2 separate regions of the Homo sapiens genome follow, and region 2 is linked to region 1. A link is a loop called in an ENCODE intact Hi-C map of the cell type or tissue named here. Cell type or tissue: mammary epithelial cell. All regions are shown on one strand. Links, peaks and the distances in the headings refer to the core of each region. The heading gives the core; the rest is flanking DNA.

Region 1 (4,405 bases), core at 203-4,202:
AGCAGTATATAGGCTTCCTAGTCTGCTCCTGGCCAAATGTCCCAGTTGGAAGCCCAGAGGTTGTCTGGCTATGCCAGTGGCAGGATGGGCAAGTCTAACTCAAGGGTGACATATTAGCAAGACCTTTATGGCCATGCATCTAAGATGCTCTGTCCAAGCCTGAACTTAGCAACAATAAACCTGACATTTTGAAATCCATCTGATTCCTCTATTTTCCAGTTGATGCCACATGCATCCTCTTGCCATCTTTCTTAATTAAGATGACTTTGCTTCTAAATCTCCTTAATTATCAAGCAGCTATCTACAATATTTTGTAATCCCCTTAAATCTTGAGCATAATGATGTCATAATTATGAAAGTGACCGGATTCACATGAAGTATTGCTTAATCTTAAGAACAAAATGGCAGCTGTGAAAACAGATGAAGTAATTAGAGGAAGAGCCTTTTTGGAAGCTTCGAGATATTTTCAAAGTAATTAGTACTAGTTAGCAATAAAGTTCTGTTCTGAGAAATTGCTCTTAAAGGAGGAACATGGATTAAAGAAAAAAATCTGCTACTAGGAAGTAAGCCATCTTTCTATGTGTGTGATTGGTTTTGCTTCCTGAAAACTGGTTCCGTTTTCAACAAAATTTGGGTCTGTTGAAAAAGAACACGCAGATGCCAGCCTTGATGTCAAACGGGCCCAAACTTGGACAGTGGTAAACTAATGAGCAATGGTGCACAGAGTCAGGGTAAAAGCTGGACAATTTCCTATGACCAACTTTTCCAGGACTCTGCTCTGCTCTTCCTGAGAAAAATACCCAAAGTGCTGCCTCTTCCATTGGCCAACCATGCATCTTTCAGGATAGGACACATCTGTTTATAGGTGTGGATTGTAGTTGCTCATAAGTGACATTAGGCTGTTTAAAATAATAATAGTTCGAGTTTTGCTATGAGCTGATCTGTTTTCCAAGAGAGCTAAGAGTTTTCCAGCTAAAAGAGGGAATTAGTGGGTAATCAAGGCAGCTGACATGGGGTGTGGCTGGGCCTTGAATGTGTGTCACTCTCTGTGCCCAGGCAGAGCAAAGATAAACTCCAGACTGCATGTTGCTCAGAGACCAGGACCAACGTCATAGGGCGCCTAAAAGGCAGGTGGCCCAGTTCAGAATTGTCAAGGTCTGACCTGCTTGGACAAGTGCTGAGTACATAGTAAGGATGGATTGGCTAGTCTCTCAAAACTTGCAAACAGGGCGCAGGTGATCTTGAGATTTCAGTTGCCAGAGAGACCCATCGTGTAGATTCCAGAGTTGGCTATCATGACTAACAGCTGTCTAAGTTGTTTTTAAATGAATCATTAAGGGCTACATTTTCAGTTCAGCTAATCAAGTAGCAAATTACGGTGGGTCTAAAATACTTATCTATTGCATTATGTATATGCTAGACTTTATCACTTTAGTTGGTTATATCGCTTCATATACTAACAGTCAAAAAATGCCAAACGAGAAAACAAACAAACAAAGATGCCACATGACTGTGTAAATACACTTTTCGAACTGTTTTATCTAAGAGTTTACTCACTTTCACATTGTGGCTTATAGTATTTTCAATCTAAGAGACTAATTTTGCTTACATAGGAAACTACATATTTTAAATTGAAAATTAAAAAAATATTTTTAAGGTTTTAATGAGTCCTATCAAAACACATTTGTATATAGGAAGGTAGCCCAAGGTCACTGTTGCCAATTGTGTACACAGCCTGCCCTCTAGTGTTTTCTTCTGAACAGTACCAAATTTTAGATCATAGTTGTAAATCTCAAAATGTTGGGTTAATAGGATTAAACACTGTGTCATCAAACTGATAGGACACAGCTAAATCCCTGACACGGATGAAAATTAAAGCAGAGAAAAACGAAGGTCCTTCCAGAAGCTGGTGGCAACTTCACTGGGGAGATATTGCAAAGTTAGTGGTAAATACACTATATTAATAAGTTTTGTTTTGTAAATAGAGTAATGATAGAAGAAGAGTTAGTTGAAATGATGTATGTAAAATGTGATAACTGCATAATTACTAGTACAGTTGCTAGTTTACGACTGTATTAAAAAGACATTCCAAATGTTGATCAAATAATGGAGGTTTCTGTGGTTGTTTTCTTTTTAAAATAGTAAATATACGTAAAGCAGATAAATATCCCCTTTGTGGGAGTTAAAATAATCTAACTTATTTTATAGTTTTAACTTTATTAAAGCATACGACTATTCTAACTTATTTAACTTTTCTTAGTAAAGTTTTAACCTCTGTATTTAGAATATTTATAACTAATGTGTATCGAATTAAACTCAAAGGGAAATTCATTAACTGAGAAGAAAAAATTTTAACTGTGCACTATTCACATAGCATAATGGGTTTTATAAGGAGTATGAGAAAAATGTGTGTGGTTGGTTTTGCTTTCTTTAAAAATAATAGCGAACCACGTAGGTAAAAACTCACTTGAGAACATAGACTTTTGGAGGGAAATGCCAGGTGTGGTGGCTCACGCCTGTAATCCCAGCACTTTGGGAGGCCGAGGGGGGCGGATCACCTGAGGTCAGTAGTTCGAGACCAGCCTGACCCACATGGAGAAACTCCATCTCTACTAAAAATACAAAATTAACCGGGCTTGGTGGCGCATGCCTATAATCCCAGCTACTTGGGAAGGCTGAGGCAGGAGAATCACTTGAACCTGGGAGGTGGAGGTTGCGGTGGGCCGAGATCACGCCATTGCACTCCAGCCTGGGCAACAAGAGCAAAACTCCGTCTCAAAAAAAAAAAAAAAAAAAAGAATTTTGGAGGGAAAAAAATCCCTCTAACAGATTCGAATTAATTCTGTGTTTCGAGATGTTTACAAAATGAAGCTTGGACTCTGAGAGGATGTGATCTATCCTCTCCATTGCATTGAGTTTCAAGTACTTCACATGGCGGGCTTTTTTAACTGTCGTGAAGAGTTTAAACCAAATAGGGACTAGAATTTGTTTGTTTTTTTAACTTACATTTCAAGCTTCCTTATGTCTCAGGCACATTAGCATAAGTTGTCTAAAGTCATAAGGAAAAATTGACAGAAAAATGCTTTGGAGCCCCAGGTGTTTTCAATTGATGCCAACAGAAACTAACCAAATGGAAGACATTTGATGCGGGTTTATTTTTCCTTTGCAGTAACAGCGGGAACATGAAGCCGCCACTCTTGGTGTTTATTGTGTGTCTGCTGTGGTTGAAAGACAGTCACTGCGCACCCACTTGGAAGGACAAAACTGCTATCAGTGAAAACCTGAAGAGTACGTTTGGTTTCTTATCTGTGCTGTGTCCTGTTTGCATGTTGGTTGTCCTGCTGGCGTTTATAGTGAGTCGCAGTTGAGAGATAACCATATTCGCTGTTTTCACGGTGAAACGTTCTCAAGGCGCTTAAACCAGGTCATCCTGACGCCAAACATCTGGGTAAAAATAGAAAATTCCAATCACGTCTCTGCAGGCGTTCACCTTTCCAGATGTTTGTATCATGTAGATACAACTTGCCAGTTTTTTCACTGCATTTTTTTGTATCATCCAGATGGTTGGTGTCATCTCAGCACAGCTCTAATGAACAGTGAAATACTTTTCTAGCATTTGAAAAATTTAAACCATTAGAGTAATCTGTGCAATTGTTCTTAAACTAGTGAAAGAATGGGTTATAATTACGTTGAATCTGGTTGTTCTGTGGCCATTAACTTGCAACTTTGCTTGGTGATATATACTTTGGGTACTTAATATATAGAAGAACAAATTAGCTAAAATGCAGCTGATTTGGGGTCTGTAATAATCAGAGTCAAGAATGAGCTCCTCAGTAGGCCACGTTGGCTATTTTGAACAGGGAATGACAATGAATTTTAAACTTACTAAGGGCTTATTAAAGGTGTATAAGACACGTCCATTGAGTTATTAAGGAAGCTCGTATTACATGGGATACTTTCTAGGTCTCGTGCCTCCTTATTAGGTAACTGAAGCTGAAAGAAAGAGAAATTGCTGACTGTGTTTGAGGTCCCCAGCTGGGCACTTAATATAAATTATGAAGAAAATGCAAAATTTTCTCTAATATAAACACACTTGAGTCTTAAATGAAAGAAAAAAAATGGATAAATGAAAACAGGGCCTGAGCAAGATGACAAGAATGAGGTTCAGTGAACTCTATTTGTTTAGGCGCTCACAAGTGAGGAGTAGAAGGTATGGTCCGTGTGGCAGCTGGGTCCATGTGGCAGCTGACAGCTAATTCATTATGATCTGCTTTCAGAATATGAGCCTATAAGAGAACAATTAAGCCTCTCTTTTGGAGACATGAAAGGTTGGTGAACTTGGTGTTTTGTAATCTGATCAGATCTCAAAGAAAAAATTGCCACATGTCTTTTAGGTTTTTCTGAG
Region 2 (4,405 bases), core at 156-4,155, 330 kb before region 1:
TGCTTAGATATAACGCAAAGTTCATTTACCGTAAAAGAAAAACAATTGGTGTATTGGACTTCATCAAAATTAAAACTCACCCTACTTAATGTAAATTTCTTAGCTATAGTAATTGAGATGCCATAGTAATGGTTTAGGGATAGACAGACTAAAGGAAGAGAACAGGGAGCCCCTAAAGGGACCCACACGTATATAGAGAAACTTCACCTATGTTTCATTGTATCCCGTTGTAAAGCAGTCAATAGGGAAATGGGAAATTGTTCGATGAATCACCCTGGAACAATTGTTAAAAAATAAAATGAGGCCGAGCGTGGTGGCTCACGCCTGTAATACCAGCATTTTTGGGAGGCCGAGGTGGGTGGATCACCTGAGGTCAGGAGTTTGAGACCAGCCTGGCTAACACGGTGAAACCTCGTCTCTACTAGAAATACAAAAATTAGCCGGGCGTGGTGGCGGGCACCTGTAATCCCAGCTACTCTGGAGGCTGAGACAGGAGAATCGCTTGAACCCGGGAGGCAGAGGTTGTAGAGAGCCAAGATCGCGCCACTGCACTCCAGCCTAGCTGACAAGAGTGAAACTCCATCTCAAAATAAGTAAATAAATAAATAAAATAAAATTTGATCCCTTGTATCATACAAAAAAATTCCAAGTGGATTAAAGACATAGTATGAAATGCAAAACTAAATTGTTTAGAATATATCTTAATTATCTTGGAGTAGGGAGAGATCTCACAAAATACAAAAAACATCAACCAAAAAGGAAAAGATTGATAATCTTGGCTACATTGAAATTAACATTAACCTATCAAAAGACAGTATAATAAAAGTGAAAGATGAGACTTAGAGTGGTAGAAGATACTTGCAGCATATATAACTAGTGATTAGTGTCTACAATATATTAAAAACTTTTATAAATCGGTAAGAAAATGGCAAATAACCCAGTTAAAATGACAAAAGACATAAACAGGAAATTGATAGAGAAGAGGAAACATGAAAAACTGCTTAACCCCTCACAAGTAATCAGGGAAATGCATAAAACAACACTGAGACATCGTTTTCTCATCTCGCAGATTGACACAAGTTAAAAAACATGATGAATGTGAGTGAGGAAGTTGAGCGAGTGTACTCAGCTGATGGAAATGTAATTTGGTACAACCATTTTGGGGAAGAATCTCACATTCTAGTAAGGCTGAAGATGTAATACCCTTCCACCCTGAATTTTCTAGGTGTGAACACAAGAGGATTTCTTACGCATGTACAACCGTGTATACACAGAGACATAGAAAAATGTTTATTGCAGTATCATTGACAATGCCACAGAATTGGAAATGCCAAGTGTCAATCAATGAATCGATGAATAAATTTTAAAACATTTATTTGATAAGTGTGTCAGGCAGTGAAAATGAAAGAACAAACAAGTCTCACTGGTTGCAGTGATCATGTTTTACTTTCATAATTTTCAACAGGAATATAATCAGCAAAATTGATTTTAATGGGAAAGCCACAAGAGAAAGAGAGAAAGTTCTGGGGATTGCCAAGGAAAAAGCATTTTGGAGATGAACCTCCTTTTTTTTTACCCATTAAAATATGATAATTTAACTTAGTCTCTTTCCATAGTAACACAAATTATTTTATATTCCACTGGAATATCTTCTTTGAAGTAACTGGTTCCGACCACATGAGGACAGCGTTTGCATGGAAATATTTCCTTCAAAGTAGTATAGTGGGAAAACACAGACACACACAAACTTTTTGTATTTAGATGTATTACTGTCTGGAGTGGATTCTGACACTGACCTTCAACTATCTTAGTCAATGGAAATTTTAAGTAAGTTACTGTCACAGCAAGTGTTGTGTTAGAATACTGTACTTCATTTTCATTAGTTTCGAGCCACTCAGCATCTCTATGCTGCAGATGTCAGGAAGGCTCATCTGGACTTTGGTGGTGTTTTTCTTTCAAGCTGTTTCTTTTCTAATAGCTGTTTATGTCAGTTTAGAAAATAAGTGGTACACATCTGCATCGGGGGAATTACTCAACTGTGATTATTTCACAAGGTTTTGTGACCTTTAGCGTGTATTTTTTTATTAACACCTCTAAGAGGAAAATGAAGCACTTTGCCCTCAGGGCTGGAAGAGAGATCTGACACTTGGTTCTGGTTAGATTTTCCACTACACTGTTTTTTGACCCAACACCAGATTCCACCCACTTTGTAAAAAAGTGGAAAGAAATGAATAGTTTCCTGTTTTGAAGTTAGCACCAGACCTATACTAGATTTTCAGCACTGATGGCAACAAATTATACACCGGGAGTTTAAGATAGCATTTTGAGGCCGGGTGTGGTGGCTTACGCCTGTAATCCCAGCAATTTGGGAGGCCAAGGTGGGTGGATCACCCTAGGTCAGGAGTTGGAGACCAGCCTGGCCAACATGGTGAAACCCCGTCTCTACTAAAAATACAAAAACTAGCCGGGCATGGTGGCATGCACCTGTAGTCCCAGCTACTCAGGAGGCTGAGGCAGGAGAGTCTCTTGAACCTGGGAGGTGGAGGTTGCAGTGAGCCGAGATCGTGCCACTGTACTCCAGCCTGGGTGACAGAGCGAGACTCCATCTAAAAAAAAAAATAGCATTTTGATTCAAACATCTTTCCCATAGTGTTTAGCTCACTGCCTTGTAGTTGAATGTCTTCCCTAATGAAAATAAACCTGATCAATCTATTCCCCAGCTGAAAATCCTTCAGTGGTTCCAAATGGCTTTCAAGACCTAGTTAATTCTGTGTTCAAAACTGTTTATAAATCACCCGTGCCTAACCGTTCAGTCTTATATTCATATTAGCCCAGCATGGTGGCTTATATCTGTAATTCCAATGCTTTGGGAGGTGGGAGGATTGCTTGAGGCCAGGAGTTTGAGACTAGCCTGGGCAAATAGTAAGACCCTGTCTCTACAAAAAAACTTTTTTAAAATTAGCCAGGCATGGTGGTGCCTGCTTGTAGTCACAGCTGCTTAGGAGGCTGAGGCAGGAGGATCGCTTGAGCCCAGGAGTTTGAGGCTGCAGTGAGCAATGGTTGCACCACTTCACTCCAGCCTGGATGACAGGGTGAGATCCTGTCTCAATTTAAAAATATATATATTCATATTAATAAGTTACTATATGCTAAGCACACATCACATGCCATCATTATGTTTCATATTTTATATACATGATCTCATTTATTCCTTGTTTTTAAAGATACTGTTTGCAAATTGGGAAACTAAGACTCAGAATTTAAAATATCTCTGCACAAACTGGGATTTGCACTTGGGTGTGTACTGCTCCAAAGTCATAACTATATACAGTCATTTGCTGTGCAATGATATGCAGATATGTATATTTTGTATATGTGTAATATATGATGGTCCCATAACATTATTATACCATACTTTTACTATACCTTTTCTATATTTAGATAGGTTGAGATGTACACTTACCATTGTGTTACAATTGCCTATGGTATTCAGTACAGTAGCATGCTGTAGTCATAGGCTATTCTATATAGCCTACATGTACAGTAGGCTCTACCATCTAGATTTGTATAAGTATGCTCTAGGATATTTGCACAACAACATCACATAACAGTGCATTTCTCAGAACGCATCCTCATTGCTAAGCAACACGTGACTATATTATACTTTTCTCATCTTTCCTCTCCTCACACCCATTTACTCACCAGTCAGTCTCAGCTACTCTCAGTTCCTTTCATACCTAATAACTTTTGCATATGTTTTTGCTTCTTCTTGGAATGTCTTTCTCCTCTCCTGTAACTGGTCAAATCCTCCTTTATTTAAGACTCAGCTTAGGCCAGTCATGGTGGCTCACACCTGTAATCCCAGCGCTTTGGGAGTCCGAGGTGGGCAGATCACTTAAGGTCAGGAATTCGAGACCAGCTATTGCCAACATGGTAAAACCCTGTCTTTACTAAAAATACAAAAATTAGCCAGGCATGGTGGTGCCTATAATCATAGCTACTTGGGAGGTGGAAACGGGAGCATCGCTTGAACCTGGGAGGCAGAGGTTGCAGTGAGCTGAGATCATGCCACTGCACTCCAGCCTGGGTGACAGAGGGAGGGAGACTCCATCTAAAAAAAAGCCTCTTCTTAAATTAAGCTGTAGTTATCCCTCCCTGATCCATTCAGTTCTGTTCATTGCCCCTGCTCTCAGTTACAGAGTCAGAGTCTTGAGAAGTTTTTCTTAAAATGTGTGTGTGGGAGTGGGGCAGAGGATTGGAGAGGGAATTGCCGATGTTACACTAAAAGAACCATTACCCTAAGCAATGTGGAAGTCCATTTTTAGGTTGAACCCCAATAAGGAAGTGATTCTTCTTTCCAAGAGGAGCAAAATAAGTCCATCTCTCTTAACTGAGGGTTAAAGTC

The links. Hi-C counts contacts between places; a loop is a spot of excess contacts. Peaks named below come from ENCODE experiments on the same cell type or tissue, not always from the same donor. Only the 100,000 strongest peaks of a DNase experiment are listed, where the experiment ranks them.
Region 2: it touches region 1 in a loop (23-fold over the local background); 90 of 110 quality-filtered maps call a loop at or near these places.

The regions. Positions count from the first base shown.
Region 1 is chr18:614,819-619,223 of GRCh38, forward strand. CLUL1 (clusterin like 1) reads left to right here. Exons shown (of 10, transcript NM_001393344.1): 3 at 3,170-3,288; 4 at 4,395-4,405. The coding sequence starts at 3,183. Among named protein-coding and RNA genes, the nearest start is that of CLUL1, 20 kb to the left of the region's middle. In mammary epithelial cell, for the core only: a CTCF peak has its summit at 1,736 (motif pointing left); no DNase peak of the experiment used is centred there.
Region 2 is chr18:284,938-289,342 of GRCh38, forward strand. No RefSeq gene overlaps it. Among named protein-coding and RNA genes, the nearest start is that of THOC1, 19 kb to the left of the region's middle. In mammary epithelial cell, for the core only: a CTCF peak has its summit at 1,686; no DNase peak of the experiment used is centred there.